Linked DNA regions of Mus musculus: region 2 is linked to region 1. A link is a loop called in an ENCODE intact Hi-C map of the cell type or tissue named here. Cell type or tissue: gastrocnemius. All regions are shown on one strand. Each heading gives the region's core, and the rest is flanking DNA. Links, peaks and the distances in the headings are about the cores only.

What was found. Hi-C counts contacts between places; a loop is a spot of excess contacts. Peaks named below come from ENCODE experiments on the same cell type or tissue, not always from the same donor. Only the 100,000 strongest peaks of a DNase experiment are listed, where the experiment ranks them.
Region 2: a loop joins it to region 1, with 12 times the contacts of the local background. A loop is called at or near these places in 34 of 42 quality-filtered maps.

The regions. Positions count from the first base shown.
Region 1 is chr17:37,080,498-37,087,128 of GRCm38, forward strand. Olfr90 (olfactory receptor 90) reads right to left here and starts at 5,739. Exons shown (of 1, transcript NM_146477.2): 1 at 4,694-5,739. The coding sequence starts at 5,666. The coding sequence ends at 4,734. In gastrocnemius, for the core only: a CTCF peak has its summit at 3,036 (motif pointing right); DNase peaks (open chromatin) are centred at 1,876 and 3,069.
Region 2 is chr17:37,200,246-37,206,876 of GRCm38, forward strand. No RefSeq gene overlaps it. Among named protein-coding and RNA genes, the nearest start is that of Olfr94, 5.6 kb to the left of the region's middle. In gastrocnemius, for the core only: no CTCF peak of the experiment used is centred there; DNase peaks (open chromatin) are centred at 3,142 and 3,556.

The DNA of each region.
Region 1 (6,631 bases), core at 1,621-4,120:
GCTCCACGGAAGTCCTAACTACTGAAGGTACTAAAGGAAGGACCCTTTGAAAAGCTGTATCCTACTCAGTAGCTTTCCTGAGCAAGGCCAATCCTTATTTAATAATATTGGGTCCCTCGATTTATTTAACTCCCATCTTGATGTGCATCACACATAGTTCTCTCTACACAGCTAAGGCCCCAGTTCCTCCTCAGATAATGCTGATTCCCAAGTCAGCAGATATTTAAAATATTGTTCTCTCTGCTGTGGGACAAATTTCCAGAAAATGTCTGCTCTGCTGTGGAGAACACAGGGTTCCTTCTGAGGATTCTTGGTCTTATAGATAAAAAAAAAAAAAAAAAAAAAAAAAAAAAGATTTAAAAGGGAACTCAGAAGAATACTTGAGGACAATTTGGAGTTTGGGGGTGGGGGAAGAAAAGACAGGCAAGCCCGAAATTTCAGCTGTTGCCTAGAGGAGAGAGACGGCTAACGGAGTTAGGCTCTCTGAATCAATATCTAACAAGCATGGGCTCTGAAGGGGATGTTTGAGCACCTAAACGGGAGGTGTGCTGTGTAGGTGTGGCTCTTCAGGGAGAAAAACCGTAAGGGCAAGAGGTTTAGGATTTTGACTGGTTAATAACCAAGAAAGGGAGATAGAGGACAAAAGGAGAAGTTATGTTTTCTTAGGATGCAGAAAAGCAGGAAGGATTAACAATGAGGATTTAAAGTTAACTACATGGAGAGAACGGACTCTAGGGTATCTCATTCAGGGGGTAGTTAGTCTTTTCATCTTAACGTATCTTTAAGTAGGACAGCATTGGTGAGGGGCAGCCTCCTATCCTGGTGAATGATAGTTCTATTTGGGTTAGCTTCTAAGACAGGGGCCTATACTATGCTTTTGTGACCTTACAGTGTCTTTTGCCATTCCAATAAAACTTTACAAAAACAGTAGTGGCCACACATGGCCACAGACTGGTTTGTTGACCTCTGCCCTACACCATGACCTGTCTACGAGGCTTTGGATTCTGTAATAAGGAGTCCAAGAGACGGCAGGGGCATGGGACATTTGGGGAAGATGGTCAGAAGCCTCTTTTGCAAGCAAACTGACTTTGTCAGGGTCTAGCACTAGTAGAGGAAAGCTAGAGGTATTGGGGAGGGGAGGCCCGCCAAAGTCACGGTTCTTTCATGGACTGCAGGCTTCCAGAACCAAGATGTTCTCCTTTCAGGGGCATTAGAGCAACCTGGAGCACTTGTTTGAAAAGTTCTAGACCAGTGCTGGAGAGATGACTCCATAGTTAAGAGCACTTGTTGCTCTTGCTGGGGGCTCAGGTTTGGTTCCCAGCATCACACGCAGGTCCCCTGCAGGCATCAGGCACACCTGCGGGGCATATACATGCAGGCCAGATTGCAAGGTGGCACAGGCCTTTAATTCCAGCACTTGAGAAGCAGAAGCAGGCAGAGCTCCGTGAGTCTGAGGCCAGCCTGGTCTGCATATCAAGCTTCAGAGCATCCAAGCCTACACAATGCTGTATCAACAAAACCCAACAAGAACGAAAAACAAAATATCCCAAATATTAAAAAAAAAAAACAAAGTTAAAAGGTTGCATTACTTACAGGTCTAAGATTAGGGTTACTCAATACAACTGGAAGATGCCCTGCATTAGGACAGCCCCAAAATGTAGCTGAAGAGACATACTATGGCTGCAGTGGTGATTAAGGTTGAGATAGAGCTTAACACTGACACTCTGGGCTGATGCCAGAGTACGTGTTAATACTTGAAGTAGAAATGAAACTAGGATTTCCCTTTTCTTCCTTCACTGGTATTGTGCCCAAAGGGAGTTTGGTATTGCTAAGTTTAACAGGTGTGAGGAGCAGGTATGGCAGCAGTCCCAAGATGGCGCCCGGGACTGCAGCTAAGTCTTATGACTTGCACCTGACTTCCTCATACACCTGAAAATAAGCCATGGCCATCTCGAGAGCTGCGCAGGTGCACCATGATGCTGGCGGTGTAAACAAGTCCATATTTGGTGGAGACGTGCCCCTGCCGCCCTGATTGGCTGAAGCTGCATACCTGGTGAGGTGGCATGGCCTGCTGTGAGTGGTTGGGGGCTGAGAGTATATAAGCAGACCTCCCAGGGTGCCCTGGGTGCCCGGGGTTCCCGTAGCAGCATGGAGGTGTTCCTGCAATAAAGGCTGTTGAGAAGAATCTGACCGTGTTGTGTCTTCCTTGCCGGCCGAGGTGGGCGCAACAAACAGGAAAGCTAGGTAGATTAGAACCCTAGAGATCCTTCCACATACTTTGAGGAATAAAATTTCATGCCACGTTGTATCCACTTTCTTTGAAGTTCTGCTCATGCCTTGATATTGGTAGAACCAAGGCAGGAAGAAGTTGAGACAATTTTTGCTTTTTTTTTTTTTTTTTTTTTTTTTTTCACAAGGTCTTCCTAGGTAGCCCAGGCTGACCTCAGATTTATGGTGACTCCCTCCCCCGACTTCCTCAGCTTCCTAGTTCTCAGACCATCATAGATACTGGAACTCTAGCACATTCGAGGAAGGGCTGTCCTATTGGGGCAAACCTCCAGGCTCAACTTTCTTGTCAAAGTTGACTTCTGTCTCTAGTGGTCTCACAGGGTGCTTTGAAACACTTGAAAAACCTATAGGGAGGCTATAGGGTGGACATATGTCTAGTTAACATAGATTCTTCTTAAGTTTGAGGACAAATTGAGGCTTCTCATTTGAGCTAGGAGGGCTCTATTTATATTAAGGCAGGATTACTAACTGGATAGGTGCCAGTACTAGCTGAAAACTTTGAGAGATGGTTTTGAACTTTTAGTTTTTGCTTCTGAATAAAGCTTCATAATACTACAAGAATGAAGTGGAGGGGTGTACGTTACTTTAAACAGTACCTGGAACATCACAAGGCATTAGTATATCACACCAACTATAACGTTAATTACCCCCTAGCAGCTCTGACGTGTGCTTCTGTTTAGGGAGGAGACTTGGGTGAGGTTCCCCCCCCCCCTTTCGGCATATCGATGCAGTTCCAGATCTGCCCAGTAGATGGAAGCAAACTCTCAGGGCAGAAGTTGTTCTACCTCCTTTGAAGAGAAGCTATTCCTGTTTGTGATCTGGCTGTCTGGAATTGGTAAGGAGAAAACTGGCTGCATTTCAGGCTGCTTCCCAAGGCTCTTCCCCCAGCCCCGCCCCCCAGCATCAAGCTAATGATACCGGGACGTGTGTGTGTGTGTGTGTGTGTGTGTGTGTGTGTGTGTGTGTGGTGTTTTCTTTTTCTTCTTTTTTTTTTCCATTTTTTATTAGGTAAAATTTACATTTCCAATGCTATACCAAAAGTCCCCCATACCCGCCCACCCCCACTCCCCTACCCACCCACTCCCCCTTTTTGGCCCTGGCGTTCCCCTGTACTGGGGCATATAAAGTTTGCATGTCCAATGGGCCTCTCTTTCCAGTGATGGCCGACTAGGCCATCTTTTGATACATATGCAGCTAGAGTCAAGAGCTCTGGGGTACTGGTTAGTTCATAATGTTGTTCCATCTATAGGGTTGCAGATCCCTTTAGCTCCTTGGCTACTTTCTCTAGCTCCTCCATTGGGAGCCCTGTGATCCATCCATTAGCTGACTGTGGGCATCCACTTCTGTGTTCACTAGGCCCCGGCATAGTCTCACAAGAGACAGCTACATCTGGGTCCTTTCGATAAAATCTTGCTAGTGTATGCAATGGTGTCAGCGTTTGGATGCTGATTATGGGGTGGATCCCTGGATATGGCAGTCTCTACATGGTCCATCCTTTCATCTCAGCTCCAAACTTTGTCTCTGTAACTCCTTCCATGGGTGTTTTGTTCCCAATTCTAAGGAGGGGCATAGAGTGTGTGTGGTGTTTTCGAGACAGGGTTTCTCTGTATAGCCCTGGCAGTCCTGGAACTCACTTTGTAGACCAGGCTGGCCTCGAACTCAGAAATCCGCCTGCCTCTGCCTCCAGAGTGCTGGGATTAAAGGTGTGTGCCACCACGCCCAGCTGATACCGGGACATTTTTATTATTGGTATAGACACAGCAGCATGGATGTGACAAGTAGCTAGAGAGATGGCTCAGCATTTGTGTTCTTTCCAGGATCAGAGTTCAAGTTAGACACCCATGTCAGATAACTCAACTGTCTGTGACTCTAGTTTCAGGGGACCTCTTCTTGCTTCCTCAGACATCTGCACATATACACACACTCACACAGAGACATAACATAAAAATCAAACCTTGGGCCAGCGAGGTGTTTGAGCAGTTAAGAGCACTGGCTGCTCTTCCAGAGCTAGTGAGTTCAATTCCCAGCAATTACAGGGTGGCTCACAACCATCTGTAATGGGATCTGATGCCCTCTTGTGGTATGTCTGAAGACAGCTACATTGTACGCATAAAATCAATCTTTAAAAAAAAAAACAAAAATAAAATAAAACCTTAAAAAATAAATACGATACTTTATATTTACAGGGAAGGGAAAGGAATTAGAGATAAAGTCAATGAGATGAAGCGTATGAGGACGAGGATGAATTAATGAAAATACAGGTAGATTACATTTGATTCATGTGGTAAGGTTTTTGCATAGTTATACTCCTTTACTGAACCTCTCTTCTTTGTGTCTTACAGTCTGTCATCTACTACAGAGGCAGGATAGGTCTGAAGATGTTAGGGAGGAAAACTTAAGCCTACAAGGCATGCAGATTTCCCATTCAGCTTACTGAGAGTGTGTCAGCCGGGCTTCACTTCCTTCCAGAGCAGCCTCCTGAATGCCCTCTTTACTTCCTTGTTCCTTAGGGTATATATGAGAGGGTTAAGAGAAGGAGTTCCCACAGCATAGAAGAGACCAAAGAACTTGCCCCTCTCTCGAGCATAAGGATTCTTGGGCTGCAGATAAACAGCGATGACTGAGCTGTAGAAGAGAGTGACCACAATGAGGTGGGAAGAGCAGGTCCCAAAAGCTTTCCTGCGCCCCTTTGCAGAGCTTATCCTCAGCACTGCCCTGGCAATGGCACCATAAGAGACAAGGATGAGGCTCAGAGGTACAACCAAGATGAAGACACTGGCAATAGCCATTTGTATCTCATTATAGGTGGTGTCCCCACAGGACAGTCGAATCAAAGCAGGGACCTCACACACAAAGTCGTCAACCTGATGGTGGGGACAGAAGGGCAGGCGCAGAGTGGATGGCGTCTGAACTACTGACTCCACTAGGCCAATCGTCCAGGCCACAGCTGCCAGCTGGCAACACAGGCGAGGGTGGATGATGGTGGCATAGTGCAGGGGCTGGCACACAGCCACATAGCGGTCAAAGGCCATCACTGCTAGCAGGATGCACTCCGTCGTCCCCAGAGATAAGAAGATGAAGAGCTGGACAAAGCATCCCAGGAAGCTGATGGTCTTTTCGGGGCCCCAGAGGTTGAACAGCATCTGGGGGACACAGGTTGTGGTGAAGCAGAGGTCCAAGAAGGAGAGGTTAGAGAGGAAGAAGTACATTGGAGAGTGGAGCCTGGGATCCAGGGTGGACAGCAGGAGGATTAGTGTGTTTCCTAGGAGGGTGAGGAGGTAGGAGCACAAGACAACGACGAAGAGAACCTTTTCCAGTTGTGGGTGTTCAGAGAAGCCCAGCAGGAGGAAGCCCACGGGGGAGCTCTGGTTGACCATGGTCTCTGTATCTAGTTGGAGGGATGAGACTGTCAGCTTAGTGTGGTACAAAGGACCTGGTGAAAACTCACCCTGACTACTTCTCAGGACACACAAGGTAGACTGATGTTTCTCAGGCTCCCTTCTCCAGGCCCGTCACCTAAGGACTTTTCTTCCATTCTTCCTCCTGGTCAGATAGAGTCCACTAGCTGAGAGGAAACCAGGAGTGTGGTGGAGAACAGGTGGCTCCTCACACTGGGTTCCTGGGCAAAGGAGACTGATGTCAATAGCAGCAAAGCACTCTTTGCTTTCTTTGTGCAGTTTTCAGTGTGTTACCGTAGTGGCACCCAACTCATTCACGCACCAACTTCTGTTCTTACTAACTTTCTGTTTCTAATTTGCTTGTTCTCTTGGCAATTAACTCCTTCCTTTTCTCTGCCTCATTCTGAATATCTTTATGTGTTTCAAATACCTGTTTCTTTGCCCTTTTCTCTCTTTTGAGCTTTTCCATTTGGTATAATTTCTCCTAGTTTGTGTCATCCTGTTTTTCTTTTCTTTTCTTCTTGTCTTGTCTTTTCTTCCTCCCTCCCCCCTCTCTCTCTCTTTCTTTCTTTTTTTTTTTTGAGACAAGTTTTCTTTGTGTAGCCCTGACTATCCTGTAACTCACTCTGTAGGCCAGATTAACCTCATACCCAGAGATCTGCCTGCCTCTGTCCTGAGTGCTGGGATTAGAGGTGTGTGCCACCACTGTCTGCCTGTCTTTCTGACATTTATTGGCCTGTACATTTTTTTCCCTCTGAAGCTCTAAGGTGTAAACATTGTACTATGAGACAGGGCAGGGGTTGGTCATCTGAAGAAGTCAATGATGGTCTGGTAATCACTTTCTCCTTTTTATATTGAGATTTTACATCTGCAAAGTATTTTCCTTGGGCCAATTGTGATAGATATCTATCTGAACACCTGGTTTCTACAAATAGCTCTGCAAT
Region 2 (6,631 bases), core at 1,978-4,477, 120 kb after region 1:
TTATGCCAGATTATGGACGATAAAGGGACATGAAAAGCTTCATCTTTATTTCTAGACAACTTCATAGCATTGGAACATGAATGAAATTTAAGACATGGCAATAAACTGTGAAGTAGTAGTGGCTGGCTGGAGTTGTTGAATTACAAAAAGTCAAACTCTTCAGTGTTGGGATTGCATAACCGTATGTCAGCACAGCTAGGCAAGTCCTAAAACATTTGCCTTCAGGGATGAATAAAACGGGTACACACTTATAAAACTCCACAGACAATGTCTTTTTCTTATGTACAAATCCCCAAGAACACAGTTCTAACGCACACCCACATCACTGAGTTTTCAGAAGACAAAATATGTTATCAATTCAATAATGCGTCTTAAAACCTCCCCTGATCTTTGAGAACACACCCTGAGCTGCAAAATCATTTATTCTTAGGGGAATGTAGCAAACTTACCTTCATGTTTAACCTCTGGTCCCCATTTTCAGACTTGAGTTTATGTTGGTGTCTTGCTCGTGTTCTGGATGCTGTGAGTTTGAAATGATGGAGGGAAAGATTAACAAAAGACACAAATAGTTGACTGTATCGGTTGCTGGAAGGAGTACCCGAGATCAGAGCCAGGCACTTCGGGGAGATGACCAGGGGTGGATGCCATCCTGTTCAGCAGAGAAATAAATCAATTGTTTGGAAGGAAGATGCATAAGTTTGTGGAGTGGGCATACAGAAGCAAAGGTGGAGGCTGTTACTGGACAGTCCTGTAAGGGGCACACACAGAACAGAAGCTTGAGACTTGTGATGGTAGCCAATTTACCTTAGCTGGTGAAGGCCCTGAAAATACCTTTCTAAAATCTAATGGGAGAGAGAGAGAGAAAAAGGAAGAATAATGACATCTCTTCTCACTAGAGAGGAAACAGAGGAATTTACTTGCCCTGCTCCTTGGAAGAGCGTGGGTGGAGCTCTGGGGAATCTTTGTCCCACTCCCATAATTAGTACTTTCCATGAGGGTGTCCAGAGAGACATTCCCTGAGGGACTGGAGCGGGGAATCCTAGAAAGACTATCCCTTCAGGGCACGGTGTCTCTGGCAGGGTGTGGAGCCCATAGGCAGCATATTCTCCAATTATGGTTCTTTCTACTTTCCCCATTCACTGACTGACTTACTAACCCTCAGCAAATCTCTGCCATGATGTCTGTAGAGCAGCCTTCATCTATTGGAGATACTTCAGATTTAGGCTCCTTTGAAAACGGAACAGCATTTTACTACATAGCCCAAGCTCCCGAGTGCTGGGATTACGGGCATGTTTCCTGACACCTATCTCATCATGAGACATGAGACTTTGGCTCATGCCATTGGCTTTTATCACCTGCCACCTGTCCTGTTTGCCCCTAAGTCCCTTCAGTTCCTTTTTATTCTTGCGTATTTTGTGTGTGATCCATTTTCTACTCATGCTATACATTTTGGTGAGTAACTATCCACAAAAATTAAAACTCTGCCCCTTTTCCTTCCATTTTCTTCTTCAGCGATCTGGAAATTTTCTGTAGTCCCTCACCTACCTCATGTCTTCATCTCTCTGGATATCTGGTTCAGGTTGTTTTCTGCAATTATAATTGCTTGTTTGGGGCTGGTGAAATGGCTCAAAAGTAGAGGTACTTGCCACCAAGCCTGACCATCTGAATTCCATACCCAGAAGTGACATGATAGGAGAGAACTGAGTCCTGCAAGTTGTTTATGGTTTTCCACACCTGTATTGTAGCATACACATGCTCATACCTTACTATAAGTGCACACACAAGAAAGACAGCAGACTTTAAAGGGCAAGGGCAAAAGCCATCTGCATATGTATATTCTGTATGTGATGTAGTTGTGTCTCAGGATGGCAACACCATGTTACGTGGCATACCAGGAGATTTATAAGGCCCATGAAACTTACAAGCATCAGAAAGCAACGTCTGGAGAAGAAGCAGCAAGGAATTGTGTGGAGGGCAAGAGACTCCTTGTTGATGCAGCTGCCTGCAAGTTGGACAGGAAACTCCAGTGAGGTAGCCTCAGTGTTTAAAAGAACAAAATAGAGACTGGATTTGGCAGCTTGGGAGTGATCCAGTCATCCTTCCCTGTAGCCCCCTTCTCTCTCTTTCCCACTCCTGCTTTAGCGGGGGGGGGGGGGGGGGCTCCTGCTTTATGAGCCCCAGGTAGCCTCGCGTTATAGTACTTCTCCCTATTTTCTGTGCCTTCTCGACTTATGGCACACAGCAACCCAAATCATATATGAGCTTGTAGCAAAAGCTTAGATCATCTACCCTCTCGGGAAACCTATAGTAAAGAACTCTCTTTGTCTGGGATTCAGAATCAACCCCCCAACCCCCATTGTGGTGGCCGATGTTCTCAAACTGTTTTTTCCAGAAATAAATCTCATCTCCTATGTATGCCGACCTGGTGTAGAATCTTTTGTTCATTTAAACCCAGATGTCCCTCAACAGAGGAATGGATAAGAAAATGTGGTACATTTATACAATGGAGTACTACTCAGCTACTAAAAACAATGAATTTATGAAATTCTTAGGCAAATAGATGGATCTGGAAGATATCATCCTGAGTGAGGTTACCCAATCACAAAAGAACACACATGATTTACACTCACTGATAAGTGGATATTAGTCCAGAAACTTAGAATACCCAAGATACAATTTGCAAAACACATGAAACTCAAGAAGAAGGAAGACCAAAGTGTGGATACTTCCTTCTTAGAATGGGGAACAAAATACCCATGGAAGGAGTTACAGAGACAAAGTTCAGAGCTGAGACGGAAGGAAGGACCATCCAGAGACTGCCCCACCCGGGGGTCCATCCCATAAACAACCACCAAACCCAGTCACTATTGCATATGTCAACAAGATTTTGCTGACAGGACCCTGATATAGCTGTCTCTTGTGAGGCTATGCTACTGCCTGGCAAATACAGAAGTGGATGCTCATAGTCAACTTTTGGATGGAACACAGGGCCCCCAATGAAGAAGATAAAGAAAGTATCCAAGGAGCTGAAGGGGTCTGCAGCCCTATAGGAGGAACAACAATATTCACAGTACCCCCAGAGCTTGTGTCTCTACTTGCATATGTAGCAGAGGATGGCCTAATAGGCCATCAATGGGAGGAAAGGCCCTTGATCCTGTGAAGGTTCTATGCCCCAGTACAGGGCCAGGAAGCAGGAGTGGGTGGGTTCAGGAAACTAGGAAAGGGGATAGCATTTGAAATGCAAATGAAGGAAATAACTAATAAAAAAACAAAACAAAACAACAACAACAAAAAATCTGAGTGATCAGAAAATTAAAACAAAACCAGAAGCATTTTTTGTCTTTTGTGGGATCTGGATAGACAAGATCTTCTTAGATGACTAATTTGGACCAAACACACTTTCTGTTTTGGAAATGTATTTAAAGTTACTGTTTACAAAAACTTTGACCTCAATTTTCACACCCCCTTTTTCAGAAGGAACAGGAACACAGCAGGCATCACCTCCAGTACGGTGGACGCATGCTGCCATCATGTGGCTAAACGATGCAACACTATCTTTTGTAGTTCATGCTGCCACCTTGTGGCTAAATGATGCAGTTCTGGAGGACGCTCAGATCCTGAAGCACAGCAATAGTCTCTTGAGCTCTTTGAAAGAAACAGTTTCAAGTAAAACATGATCTGTGATACAAAGGGAAGGATTTTCATGAGTCTTTGGGGGAGGCATTCATCGCTTGATCAGATAGCTAAGCTGATGACTTAGTGCTCATGCTTGATATGTAGACCTACTATGTCAAGAAGCTGCATTCTAATAGCACCCACGCTGGTGAGCTACACTTTCTGACTGTGGGCACATCCAGGTATTGATCTGAGACTGCTGTCTCAGAGGAGTTTCCAGATTAGAGGTTGGATGCTTAGGTGCAGCCCACGGGGGGAGGGAGGTGGAGAGAGAGAGAGAAAGAGAGAGAGAGGAAGAGAGAGAGAGAGAGAGAGAGAGAGAGAGAGAGAGAGAGAGAGAGAGAGAGAGAGGCAGGCTTGTTCTGGAACGAGGCATCAGCTGTAAGACAGGCCTTCTCTGTGTCTTAACTTTCGAATGTCTATAGTCTGCTGGAAGTCTACACGAACACGAAACAGAAACCTTTGTCCTTGCCTTCTTTCTTGTCTAGAATCAGAATTAATGAATTTAGAACTTTGTTACCTAACATGACTGGTGTTTACTGTGGAATCAAGTGGACCTACTTAAATGTGGCTCTGGACTGATGGTGTCAAGACCCTTTAGCAGTGATGGTGGAGAAGGGGTGTTCACCACACTCACTGAATTTGTTCTTTGTGAGATATTTAGCTTCAGGAAGCAGAAGATCCACAGGAGGATAAGCACAGAGAAGTAGATCTCTAACCTAGTACAGCACAAAATTTAAATTTAAATCAGACTTCTATTTGTTTATTATGGTGACAGGTTGGTATTTGTCCTGGATCATTGGAAATTTTGTAACAGTGGAGCTTATAACCGAAGGCTTCAGTCCATTATATTATTATTATTAATTATTATTAATTTTTTCAGAAACAGGGTTTTATACAGTCTAAGCTGCCTTGGTATCAAAGACAATCCTCCTGCCTCAGTATTCTGAATGCTGAGATTGTAAGTATGAGTCAGTGGACCTGGCTCCAAGTCTTCAGTCTTAACTTCAAAACATTATTTATTGTGTGTGCATTTTATTATTTATTATTTTACATCCAAATCGCTGCCCCTTTTGGTCCCCCCTCACAGAGTCCCTCCCTGAATCTTCCCTCCCATTCTCCTCTGAGAAGGTGCCCCCCCCTCCACTTCTTCTCACACTGGAGAATCAAGTCTCTGCAGGGATAGGCTCATCCTCTCCCACTGAGACCAGACTCGACAGCCCCTGTAGGGAAACAAACTCCACAGACAGGCAACAGCTTTAGGGATAGCGCCTGTGTCAGTTGTTAGGGGACCCACATGGAGGCTGAGCTGAACATCTGCTACATGTGTGCCGGAGGTCTCTGTCCAGCCTGTGTATGGCCTTGTGGCTCAGTCCATAAGAGTTCCCAGTAGTTGACTCTGTTGGTCTTCCTGTGGAGTTCCTATCCACTTCAGGGCCTTCAGTCCTTTCCCTAAGTCTTCCATAAGATTCCTTTACCTCCATCCAATGTCTGGCTATGGGTGTCTACATCTGTTTCAGTCAGCTGCGAGGTGGAGCTTCTCAGAGGACAGTTATGCTAGGCTCCTGTCTGCAAGCATAACAGAGTATCATTTATAGTGTCAGGAATTGGTGCTTGTCCATGGGATGGGTTTCAAGTTGAGCTGGTTATTGGTTGGCCGTTCCCTCAGTCTCTGCTCCATTTTTGTCCCTGCATTTCTTTTAGACAGTATAAATTTTGTGTTGAAACTTTTGTGGGTTGGTTGGTGTTCTTATCTCTTCACTGGGAGTCCTGCCTGGCTACAGGATATAGGCTTAGATTTCTCAAAATCAACTTTAATATGGGTTCTTAAGGCTTCAACCTCCCTTCTAGCACACCGTCCACAAGAGGTAAGGGAGGAAGATGGCTAGCTAATAGGACAAGGGAGACGTGAACCTGTTTAGAAGTAGTTCTTTGGGGGGTGATTACAATCTTTGTTGTCAGCAGACCAGTCCACTAGCAAAACACCAAACAAGAATCAGCAGCAGTGGACTAATCCAGAAGAAACCTTGACTCAGGGTTTGAGTTGAGTGAGACTCAGTCAATTGGTACCAGTTGGCTGAAGTGGCAAGATGCAGCTGAAACACCACCAGAAGTTCTTGGATGCATTTCTCTCTACAAAGTCATGAAAAGGGAAGATCAGCCAAGAAGGCAAGGCAAACCAGTGCCAGAGAGTCATAAGCAAAGACCAGCAACGTGAAGTCCAACAACGACCAGCAAGGTGAACCAGTGCCAGCGTGCCCTCCACTGTCTGTTGGATTATACTTACACTCTTGCCAGACATCACACACCTTTCCAAGTGCCTGCTCCAGCGAAACTTCACATGCCCTTTCAATAGACAGCGTCCAGGAAAACATTATGTGTCTGTTCTCAGCAAAACATCCTCTCATGTGTCTGCTTCAGCAAAATATCCTCTCATAAGACAGTTTCCAGAAAAACACCACATGACACAACCTAGTCTTTGACAATGTTACCACTTCAACAGGAGGCAGCCTCTTCAAGTTCAATAACCCCATTATTATACATCTCAGCTAAGGTCATCTGCATTGACTCCTGCAAGCCTCCCCCAGAGACCTCCCCCAGCCCCAGCAGCTGCAGGGTTGCATTCATGCTCTCCACACTTGATCCTGACCCCTCTAATAAATCTCTGTGTGCATTTTTGTGGACATACATGTACTCATGAACCATAGCACATGTGTTGAAGTCAGAGGACAGCCTGTGGGGGTTGGTTCTCTCCTTCCATCTTGTGGTTCCTGGGGATTCAAATCAGGTCCTTGTGCTTGGAGAAGCACCCTCATCTGCTGAGCCATCTCTCCAGTTGCCAGTCTCAACCCTTAACCCAGGGCTTTCCTCACTCAAAACCAACTCCATGTGATATGGCTATTGTACATCTGTGTGTATGTAACCAGACACACTGAGAGCAAGGAGCACATGGTAA